Linked DNA regions of Mus musculus: region 1 is linked to region 2. The links are chromatin loops, found by intact Hi-C in ENCODE. Cell type or tissue: gastrocnemius. All regions are shown on one strand. Each heading gives the region's core, and the rest is flanking DNA. Links, peaks and the distances in the headings are about the cores only.

Region 1 (5,385 bases), core at 1-5,000, 83 kb before region 2:
CGTGATCATGAACCTCTAGAGACCACGGAGAAAGAAAGTCAGGACACTTGGGGGAGCACACCGCCTGAGTTCCAAAGATGGTAACGACCTTGCGCTTGGGAAGAGCCATCCTTCAGCCAACTCCTCATGTATGTGCCAATCCCTGCTCTCAGACATAGCATTTGCCTCCATTTCCCCTATAAGAAGATGAGGTGGGACACCGTCCACCCTGAGCCCCACGGAGGGACAGAGCCCGGCATACCTGTAATCGTAAGTGGTGATCTTTTTGCCATTCTCCAGCTGCGAGGGAGTGATAGACAGCATCTTCAGTCTGTGAAGCTTCGTCAGAAAGTGGCTCTCTGAGGATGACACAACAGAGGGATAGGGAAAGGGCTACGTGGGAAAGACCAAGGTGGGGTGGTAGAAGAATGGGCCAGAAAGGCAAAGAAAAGAAAAGTCAGGTGACCTTGAGCATCTCACCTCTCACCCTCCGGTTTTTCTTCAGCTGCCAGGTGGGTACGAACACGGTGATCTCTCGGTGTCCGCGATTCCAGAAGTACTGCACGGCCATGGCGATGCCTCGGCACGAGAAGAAGTGCTGCAGGCCATGTCTGTGAGACGGTGGGAATGAGGGAGCTACGTTCCAGACGACCCTGCCTCACCATTCATGCCTTGCCCTGAGACCCAAGCAGGTAATGTCCCAAGAGCACTGAAGATGCCAGCACTACCCTCTCCCTACACCCTCCGCCACCTCTCTCTAAAACGGGCTCTCTCCTTGAAGTCCTAGCTGTCCTGGATGGAGCTTACTACGTAGACAAGGCTGGTCTGGAACTCACAGAGATTCCTCCTGCCTCTGCCTCCTGAATGCTGAGCTTAAAGGAGTATGTGCCATCAGACCTGGCCTGCCGCTCTGCCCTCAAACAGCTGCCTAGAACTTAAAGGCAGAAGAAAAAAAAATCCTGACTACCTACTGTGTGCCAAGAGCCTGATCTGCACAGATAACTACTCTCCCGTGTGACAGATGAAGCACATCTCTGCACTCACACCTCTACAGCAAACAATTTGAACATGCAAAACAATCTCTCAGGTGGGTTGAAGTCTGGAAAAGCTTCTATTAGGTTTGGGGCCAGGTCTTGAAGTTTGAGCTACCAAAGAACCAGTTTGGGTCGAGCATGAACCTTTGCAGCAGATAGCTCTGACCCCAAAGGCCAAAAAAAGAAAAAAAAATCTCTGGCTGTCTCAAAAAACATATGTAAAATTTTTCACCTCTCAGACTCTATCTACATCTACCTAAGAATAAAGACGATTCTGTACGCACTACCTACCGTGCAGTAGCCATTCAGCCTGGGCCCTTCCCTCTCTCTTTTACTCCCATAGAAGCTCTAGAAGGAATGTCTACCCAGCACCCCAGCACGTCCAGCCCATCAAATACTTACACCATGGCCACACTGCTGCCGTCAATGACCACTCTCCTCAGCCCTGGATTTCCAGGCTCCTCAGACAAGTTCATCTCGAACGGTGTGTTCAAGGCCTCGTTGTACCTCTGGAAGCTGGTCACTATGTTGGTGCCCTGGGAGTGAGGTGACAGCCTCTGGGACCCCTCCCAAGCCCCAAGAAGTCCTTCCTTTAGGAACTGATGCTTACTTCTGGAGGGCACGGTGCTACTGGGCTGGAAACCCTGCCTTCCGGGCTTTCCCTGGACCTTCAACATGATGGCTCTATTCTTTGAAGCCTGAACCTCACTCAGGAGTTGGGCTACATCCACGGTCGGCCCCGCAACTGCTGAAGCTGCAGGCGCTTTGGGAACTTCAGACCCTGCTGTAGCTATGGTCTCACTTTGAACTTTGGGGGTCTGGAGGCCTGCGAGTGTTTTCACTGAAGGTGTTTTCTGAGCTGTAGGAGTTTGTGGGGCTGTGGGCGTGGCAGGAGCTGCTGGTTCTGTTGGAGCCGAAGGCACTTTGGGAGCTGTGGGCTCTGTGTACACTGCTGGCTTCTTTAGGGCTGTAGGCACTTTGGGGGTTGCAGGCAGCCCCTCCCCGGTGGGTGGGTGTTCAACGTTGGACACCTCTGCAGCCGTGGCCACTTGAAGAGTTTCAGACACCGTTGGAGCTTCGGGTACTTGAGCCAGTGGCCTCTCTTGAGCTGTGGATCCCCCTTGCTCTGTGGACAGTGCTAGAGAGAACGGCTTTTCCAGGCCTTTACAATCTGACAGTGAAATTCCTTTATCTCCCACAGATGTTGAAGACTGCCCTACTTGCAGAAGTCCCGGGCTAACCTTCTCTTTGATACCACAACCCCCTGGCACCACCGATAAACTGATGATTTTGGAGGGAATCTCCGGCCTCGGGCTATGCTTTAGGGCTGTCTCCCTCCCTAGGTCCCCACCTGGTCTACAAGCTGGGCTTCCTGCACTGGACAGAGGAACCAGCTCTTTCTGCTTCCATTCCAGCTTTAAGGGCAAAGGATTCCGTCCTGGCAGCTTCAGCTGAATGGGGCCCGTGGGCCTCTGCCAGAAGGGGAAATTTAAGCAAGCCTGGGACAGGAGCCAGGCTAGGTGAAGAGACTGCAGTTCATTGATCTTCCAGAAGGTGGCAGCAATGGTCCCTGGCCACGAGGGCCCAAAGGCTGTCCCAGGGGCCCAGACCTTCCAGGATGTGTACGCGCTCAGAGCTGACACTGGCAACAGCAATGAGATTCTCTCTTCATTCTTCGGTACCTGCTTTTGCTGCAAGAGGGCTTGTGTGGGATTCTCAGAGTCCTGGCTGCTGGTGTCTTGTGTAGCGGTCCCTTCCTCTCCAACACTGTTCGTTTCGTCACCTTGCTTGTTAGACTGGTCCCTAGAGAAAGTCCAAGTTCGTGGCAAAGGTGAGAATGGCAATTTGGTCCCGAATTACTACTATTTCCTGGGGGATCAGGATCAGGGCAGGGGCGGAGAAAAACCCCTTTTCCAGTACTTACCGTGCTAGCTGGTCTGCTGTCTCCTGCGCCGGAGGGCTCTGAGCTTGGGTCAGGGACCCAGCGGCTCCCGAACTTGTTGTTTTCTTTGAATTTTCTGAAGCCCGATTCAAGGCTCCTATCTCTTGGAGCGTCCCGGGGCTCTCTTTTATGGTCACCAGGGATGCGCTTTCCTTCTGCTGCCGGGCAAGGCAGATCAGGATCTCTGGGTTGGGGCAAGTACCAGAGATGCCAAAATGGCCGAGCCACTCAATGATGTCTTCCTTGCCGGCAGCATCTCGGACCAAACTGAGAAGCAGCTCCTGGACTGCTGGAGGAAGCTGCAGCAAGTCTCCTGCATACTTGTCACAACGGATCCACACCAGAGCCCCAAAAGCCCGGGTCACCTCTGTCTCCCAAACCCCTCGAGGGGTGATCATTGGGGCAGGGCCCCAGCGCAACCGTGCCACCAGCTCCTCCAGCCAGTTCTGTGTCATGGTAAAAGACTCGGTCAGCCCACCCACCATTAAGGAGCCAGGGGGACCAGGCACCAGGTAGGCCAGGGTACTCCAGCAGAGGCAGTCCAGGAACAAGCCTTGTGCCCCAAGGAAGGCGCAGTGCAGGACTGGTGGGTAGCGAACCTCCTTCCATAGCTCTGGGTTGCACAGACCTTTCAGATATTCCTGGGCAGAGGGATAGAACAAAAAGGACCAGCCCTCTGTTAGTGGCTAACCCCAATCTGTCCCTTGTACCTCAAAACCTAACCTCTCACTAAGCTCAAGCTGACCCATGCTGACACCCCCAAGGTCAGATGCTCTCCCTCGGCCCCACTCCCTCTTTCCAGGGAACAGTGACAGAATGAATGAGAGCTCAGAGGGAAGAAAAGATCCAAGTTTGGAGCCAAAAGACCTCATGCTTAGTTCTAACTTGGCCTTAACAGGCAAGGAAGGGTTGTAGGAAGTCTGCCATCTTCTCAGGACCTCAGTGTTTTCACCTATAGCATGGCAAGTTAAATTAGATATGCTTGGGTCCAGGCCCTCCTTGGCACCACAGAACTGTGTAGCACCTGAGGGGAAGAAAGCTACACACTATTAAGTACTCTCATGTGCCTAGAACGTGGGCAGCTTCCCTCCCAGCTGCGTCTCGTCATCCGTTCCTGCCTCATGCGTCTACTGGAAGCCTCAGTGAGCTAAGTGAGCTTGGCTTACAAGGACAGGGCCAGGCACAGCCTGTTCCCATTCTATGGACTCATAAGAGCTTACCCAACTGCACACAGCTCAACAATGTCTACACCAGAACATAGCCTATGTCTACCTGACTGAAATCAGAGCTCTCCGGAGAGCTCCTCTGGCTGACACAGTGACTTCCAGGTAATCCTGTAGGATTCCAGCTTAATCCCCCTTCAGAAGCTCTCCAGCAAGCACAACCTGTACCTGTAACCATGGTAACTGTTGCCCAGTGGTGAAGATAAGTTGCTGGGCCAGTGTCCAGAGGAATATCCTACAGATTCACATAGTGTCTAAACAGGAGGAGGGCCTCAAGTTCTCAGGCTGACCAGCCCTCACGTTTGCAGGAAGAGCCGCTGGTTTCAGCTACTTACAGGCATGATCCAGTGATCTTCAAGAGCTCCTAAGAAGTCTCTGAGACAGCAGCCCAAGCGAACTGAGGTCACCCTCGTGACCTTTTACACCCATACTCTTCAGAACCCCCACCTTCGTGCCTTCCCTGACAGTTCCATCCCGTGATAAATGCTCCTCCTCCCGCCTCCCGCCTTTTAAATCTCTAGCAGCCATCTTGAAGCCCACACTAGCACCTCTGCTCAGGGCACAGGACATTTCCCCCTGCTTTAGCTTGTGACTCCCTCCTTCCTGGGTCTTCCAACAAAGTCTGATGGGCTTCCCACCCGAACCTCATCTGGTCTCACTCCCAAGAGAGAGCAAATGTGCATACAGCTCTCACCTTAACAAATGTTCCCCACATCCTGACTATGTAAAGCCAGAGGCAGGTTGAAGAAGAAAATTGTGGGTGATTTCTTTGAAAAAAAAAAAAACTAATGGGATTAGTGAGATTGATCTGTGGGTAAAATGCTTATTGCACAATCATGAAGACCTGAGCTCAGAGCGCCAGCACCTAGAGCTAGAGCAGTGGTTCTCACCCTGCGGGTCCCGACCCCTGTGTGGACAAAGTCAAAGGACACTTTTGCAGGGGGCACCTAAAACCAACGGGAAACACAGATATTTACATTTCAATTCACAGCAATAGCAGAATTACTGTTATAAGGTAGCAACCAAATAACCGTATGGCTGGCAGTCACCACAGCATTAGGAACTGTCTGAATGGGTGGCAGCAGCACTGGGAAGGCTGAGAGCCACTGCCCTAGACTGATGGAAGCAACCCAGAGGCTCACTGGCCAGCCAGTCTAGTCAGTCAGCGAGTTCCATGTTCAGTGGAAAATGCTACCTCAAAAAGGTA
Region 2 (5,918 bases), core at 548-5,547:
ACGGGAAGGGGCTGGGCTGTATCGCGGGGAAGTGGGAGGGGGCCTTGGCGCCAAGAGGGAAGTGCCAGTCGCCCGGCAGGCCCTGAGCCACTAGCAAAGCAGCGAAGGTGAGTAGTAGCCATCCCACCCAGGTTCCCTCCTGGAGCCTAGCTTTGCTGAGAGAACTTCTGGAGCTTGACCCAAAGCGGTGAGTCTGCGGCACCTTCTTCTCAGCTCCAGCCAGGACACTAGCACGGTATGGTTTGTGGGAAGGATAAAGAAGTCCTGTCACAGCTGGGAGCCCTGTGAGAGAGCACTTAGCAGGGAACCCTATTGCTGCTGAAAGCTTAGTGGCTTGCCCGAGAGTGGCTTCGGGAGAGATGGGAAAGCGCGGTGGTCCGGGCCAGGTTATTGACTCAGCGCCCTGTGATCCCTAGGGCAGGGGCTCCGGGCTGGGGCGGGGAAGACCATGGCCCGCCTCTTCAGTCCCCGGCCTCCTCCCAGCGAAGATCTCTTCTACGAAACTTACTACAGCCTGAGCCAACAGTACCCACTGCTGATACTGCTTTTGGTCATTGTGCTCTGCGCGCTGGTGGCACTGCCCGCCGTCGCCTGGGCCAGCGGCAGGGTAAGATGGGCTAGATGTGGGAGCTCTAGGCAGGGGCTGCCTCGGGCTGGGGACATTTGAAGATCTGAGATTTGCGAGGTCTTTTAGTTAATAATGTCTTTGCTGGGAACCAAAAACGAAGCGTTGAACCTCGTCATGAATTGTGACTCTGGTTACATGTGACAGAGCTCTCCACCCTCTAAGCTTAGTCTCTGGGTCTATACTAGGACGTAAGTGAGTCCCGAATGCTTCTCGCTGTGTTCTATTGGTTCTCGAGTAAATCCAACACCGGATTTTCCATTTTTCCAGAGAGGAAACTCTACTCATGTCCCTGGGGAGAGTCATTTCCTGACTTTTTCTCTATCCAGATTTGGGAATGTGGGGCTGCTAGCTGTGCCCACAGACTTCCAAAAGATAGTTTTTGCCTTCCTCCATCTTTTTTTGTTTTTGTTTTTGTTTTTTCGTTTTTATTCTGGGCAAGAAAGGGGAACTATTCCACTCTGGGTTTCCCTTTCACTCCTGGGAGGAAAGGTGGGGCAAATGACTGGGAACTAACCCTTGTCTACCCCAAGTCCTGAAAGAGGAGGGACGAGAGGTAGGGTAGTACTGGGGCTTATAGGTTAGAGGAAAGGCAGCCACTCAGAACTCAGTGCTGGGGGGGGCGAGGGGTTGCAGAAACTTGGGCTGCCCTGGTAGACATTTGTCAAGTTTAGTGGTTTGGCTTCAGGAGAAAGGAATTCTTTCTCCCAAGCAAATTAGCCATTTGGATGACATTCACTCCGAAAGCCAAGCGATGCCACCGTTCTCCTTTACCTGTGGGGATAGCCGGGCAAGTCTAGAGTCCCTTGGCTTGAGAGATAGGGACAGGAGGACCAGGAGCTCAAAGTTCTCAGCTGCAGTGAGTTGGAGGCCAGCCCAAGCTACATGAGCCCCTGCCTCCAAACTAAATAAGCAAACAACAAACAAACAAACTCTAACACACCTGCAATGTAGAAGAGCACAGGCTTGCAAATAGCCAAGAGTAGCCCGGCCTCCTGGGTAGCTCTCCCTCGTCCCATGCAAATGTCTGAGATATATTAGGTGGAGCCAGGTGACACTGCTGACCTCTGTGGATAAAACAGTAGGGTTTTAGAAATTTCTCTTGGCTTGATCTAATGTGAAAAACACGTGTCAGTGGCCCCTGTTTCCTTGTGTATGGTTTTTTATATTATTATTCATTTATCTGTGTGTGTGTGTGTGTGTGTGTGTGTGTGTATGTAGGTCAAAAGACAACTCAAAGGTATGAGTTCTCATCTTTTACTACGTGGATTCTGCAAACTAAGCCAGAACATTTGGTGGCCCCCACCATTCCCCACTGTAGCATCTCACCAGCCCTATATCCTTTGTGCGCATGCTTTTCAGATACTTTGCTGAGCTGGTTTGAAGGACACCTAACTTGCTCTTTCTCACCTTGAGAGAACTTCAAAGTATCTCCTCCCAGCCTGGCTTCAGATATCTTTTCTCCGCAGGAGCTGACCTCAGACCCAAGCTTCCTGACAACTGTGCTGTGTGCTTTGGGTGGCTTCTCTCTGCTATTGGGGCTTGCTTCCCGGGAGCAGCAACTGCAGCGATGGACACGACCTCTTTCTGGTCTCATATGGGTTGCATTACTGGCTCTGGGCTATGGATTTCTGTTCACTGGGGGTGTGGTGAGCGCCTGGGACCAGGTGAGGAAAATCAAGGCTTGGGGGAAGGTGAACCTCAAATTTAGACCCTGGGCGCAACATCACGGGCATTCAGCTTCCCACACCCTTCTCCAGGTGTCTTTTTTCCTCTTCATCATCTTCACCGTGTACGCCATGCTGCCCTTGGGCATGCGGGATGCTGCTGCTGCGGGAGTCATCTCATCCCTCTCGCACCTGCTGGTCCTTGGACTGTATCTTGGGTGGCAGCCTGAGTCACAGAGAGCTCTGCTACCACAGGTAAAAATGCAAGTGGTGCCGATAGTGTGCCCAGAGCTGGCTCAGCTGTTTAGTAATGCTGTGAGCATTATCCAAGACATGGCTCGGCCCTCGCAGGAGCCAAGCATTGATAACACCCCTATAGCGACCTCTAGTGTCGCTGCTACATCAGTGCACCATGCCTACCTTTGTCAGAAGAGGGCACTATAGCCATTGGGAAATCAGTCAAGATTCTCTCGCGGGTACAGAAGTAAACCGAGGAGCATTCGTGGAAAACGTGAATCAGAACTGGAGTAGTTTCTTGCAGCTGGAATGGGCTCAGGAGATGAATATGGAAGAATAGCACTCTAGACAGAGGAAATATACATGCAAGATAGCTAGGCCTAAGCGGTCAGGTTGGTTCCACAGCCAAGAAAGAGTCTATAGCAGAGAGCAGAGAAGGAAAGCAACCAACTCTTCCGGATGGATGTCACAAAGTGGCTCCTATTGTTCTGAGATACCTAGGTCCTTAACCATAGAGCCAGCTCTCCTCGACCTGTGTTTGGAACCAACTCCAGCTACACAGATAGACTCCCCCACAGACTAGAGATAGGGGAGTGGTACACTTTCTAAGTCTGGCCTTTGCCCACAGTTGGCAGCAAACGCGGTATTGTTCCTGTGTGGGAACGTGGTGGGAGCGTACCACAAGGCCCTGATGGAGCGAGCATTGCGGGCCACGTTCCGGGAGGCTCTTAGCTCTCTGCACTCACGCCGGAGGCTGGACACTGAGAAAAAGCACCAGGTCAGTAGGACCTAAGAGGCAGAAAGGGACAGCAGCTCAGAAAGAGCAGCTTCTTAGCACCTTCTTTCTAAGTGGCTCTGGGTAATTCATTTGCCTTCCTCAAGTATTTTCTTCCTTTATACAACTGTGACTGTTGCCTGCCCATGGGAGATTGTTGCTAGGCACCAGTTGAAACCCAGTGGGATAGCTGGGGGTGAGACCCTTGCTGCACAAACCTGAGGAGGTGAGTTCAGATCCTAGAACCTAAGCAAAGGTGGACGGAGACAAGGAACTCGGCAAAGCTGACCTCTGACCTCCACCCATACACTGTGGCACATGCGCCCACAAATACATACACCATTCAACAATGATAAATTAAATCTTGGTCGGGTGTAGTGGTGTGCTGTGTCTTTAATATCAGCTCTTGGAAGGCAAAGGCAGACAGACATACCTCTGTGAGTTTGAGACCACCCTGGTTTAGATAGTGAATTCCAGGCCATCCAGAGAAATACATAGTAAGATACTGTCTCAAAATGATGATGATGATGGTGGTGGTGGTGGTGGTGAAAGTTATTATATTAAAGGAAGATTTCAAATTTAGGTGTTGACTTTAGTCCCTAAAAGTGACCAGGACAGATTGGAGTGCTGGAGTCCTGCTGGGTGGACTGGAAGAGTCGGGGAGCTACTAGTAGATAGCATGTAATATGTGGGAGCCTGAATAATTTGAAGGGCCAGGGTTCTTGGTTATAGGGCACAGCAGGGTAGGAGGGGTATCACTCATGGGGCCTTCTCCAGGAGCACCTCCTCTTGTCTATCCTTCCTGCCTACCTGGCCCGAGAGATGAAAGCAGAGATCATGGCCCGGCTGCAGGCTGGACAGCGCTCACGGCCAGAGAACACAAACAACTTTCACAGCCTGTATGTCAAGAGGCACCAAGGAGTGAGGTATGAGGCAAGCCAGCCGGAGGGGAGGTCCCCTGGGCTGCCGCCCTGGCCCTGTTACCATGGCTCACCCCGTTATGTACAGTGTGCTGTATGCTGACATCGTGGGCTTCACGCGGCTGGCCAGCGAGTGTTCCCCGAAGGAGCTGGTGCTCATGCTGAATGAGCTCTTTGGCAAGTTCGACCAAATTGCCAAGGTCAGAGGGGTTTCCCTCTCCACCCCGGGGGGCGGGGGGCGCTAGGGAACCTCTTGCAAGGAAAGCACACATCTTCTAAGAAGTCTTATACTGTAGCCAGGCCAAGCTCCCAAATAATGCGGTAGAACTAAGAACCGCTCACAAACACTCCCACTCGGGAAACTGTCACCATCCCCGAGAGACCTCCCCACATCTGATCTCCTAAGCATGATACCTCCACATCTGTGCAGAGATCTCCAGACATGCTTTCCTTGGGAGGCCTCTCCAGGAGGAATTTCTGTTCCCTATAGCACAGCTTAGCACCTAATCAGGCATGGTGGATGGTGGACGGCTACATTCTAAAGAGGCGTTTGCCTCTTTGCTTCTCATCCTGATATCATGAGCTGATAGAAATGCACTGTACATCTACCCAAACTGAGGAGAACCACAGACACTCCAGTCTTTGATTATTCCTTCTGATGAAGACATTGCCCGAGAGACCTCAGTCCCATATCAAGGGACGCCATAGATCTGACCTAGACATTCCAAACCTCAGAAGTTCTCCAGGAATGCCACAGTTGCTCCCCAACTTCCCCCAACTCCCTCCTACCCCTCTGGCCTCTAACCAGGTTCCTCTACACACCCACACACATACTCCCAGGAGCACGAATGCATGCGGATCAAGATCCTGGGAGACTGTTACTACTGTGTCTCCGGGCTGCCCCTCTCGCTGCCTGACCACGCTATCAATTGTGTGCGCATGGGGCTGGACATGTGCCGGGCCATCAGGTCAGCTCTCGTGTGTGAGCAGGAGAAACTGAGAGCACCAGGTGTTGGGGAGGGGGTGCGGGAGGCAGGGTGGCAGTCCTCCTGGAGAAGAGGAGAATCATGGCAGCACTAAGCTTGTCCCACACTCTGCTCAGGAAACTTCGGGTAGCCACCGGTGTGGATATCAACATGCGTGTGGGCGTGCACTCGGGCAGCGTTCTCTGTGGAGTCATTGGGCTACAGAAGTGGCAGTATGATGTCTGGTCCCATGATGTCACATTGGCCAACCATATGGAAGCAGGCGGTGTACCAGGGTAAGTCCTGGAGCCTGAAACAGCTACTCAAATGGCCGGTTGAGTCTCTCACAGGCTGCTATCCTGTTCACAGTCCCTTCAGACAAGTGCAGGGAAATTCTGAGATGCTGGGCAGCCCTCCCTACAACATGGGTCCTTTCTTGAGGACACAGCTCTGGGAATAGTTTTTGAAAGAAACTAAAGGTTTCGAGGCTTTTCCTCCTGACTCTCACTGTTCCTTACTTCCAGACGAGTGCACATCACAGGGGCCACGCTGGCCCTGCTAGCAGGAGCTTATGCTGTGGAGAGGGCAGACACGGAACACCGAGACCCATACCTTCGGGAGCTAGGAGAACCTACATACCTGGTCATTGATCCTCGGGTAAAAGCTCAGCTCGGACCTCACAGATTAGACCAAGCAGACCACCTAGTCAACAAAGCCAGCCTTTTCTTT

Evidence for each region. Peaks named below come from ENCODE experiments on the same cell type or tissue, not always from the same donor. Only the 100,000 strongest peaks of a DNase experiment are listed, where the experiment ranks them.
Region 1: it touches region 2 in a loop (4-fold over the local background); 19 of 42 quality-filtered maps call a loop at or near these places.

Annotation. Positions count from the first base shown.
Region 1 is chr14:55,861,164-55,866,548 of GRCm38, reverse strand. It overlaps Nynrin (NYN domain and retroviral integrase containing), which reads right to left. Exons shown (of 8, transcript NM_001040072.1): 2 at 2,938-3,596; 3 at 1,416-2,816; 4 at 460-590; 5 at 242-338. Among named protein-coding and RNA genes, the nearest start is that of Nynrin, 9.7 kb to the right of the region's middle. In gastrocnemius, for the core only: a CTCF peak has its summit at 2,565 (motif pointing right); DNase peaks (open chromatin) are centred at 2,566 and 3,299.
Region 2 is chr14:55,778,209-55,784,126 of GRCm38, reverse strand. Adcy4 (adenylate cyclase 4) reads left to right here and starts at 55. Exons shown (of 26, transcript NM_001361604.1): 1 at 55-235; 2 at 417-607; 3 at 2,095-2,292; 4 at 2,386-2,547; 5 at 3,158-3,307; 6 at 4,082-4,230; 7 at 4,313-4,424; 8 at 5,065-5,192; 9 at 5,327-5,485; 10 at 5,714-5,846. The coding sequence starts at 449. Gm32092 (a long non-coding RNA gene) reads right to left here and starts at 48. Exons shown (of 5, transcript XR_874644.2): 1 at 1-48. In gastrocnemius, for the core only: a CTCF peak has its summit at 2,692 (motif pointing right); a DNase peak (open chromatin) is centred at 2,646; H3K4me3 peaks cover 2,348 bases; H3K27ac peaks cover 2,100 bases.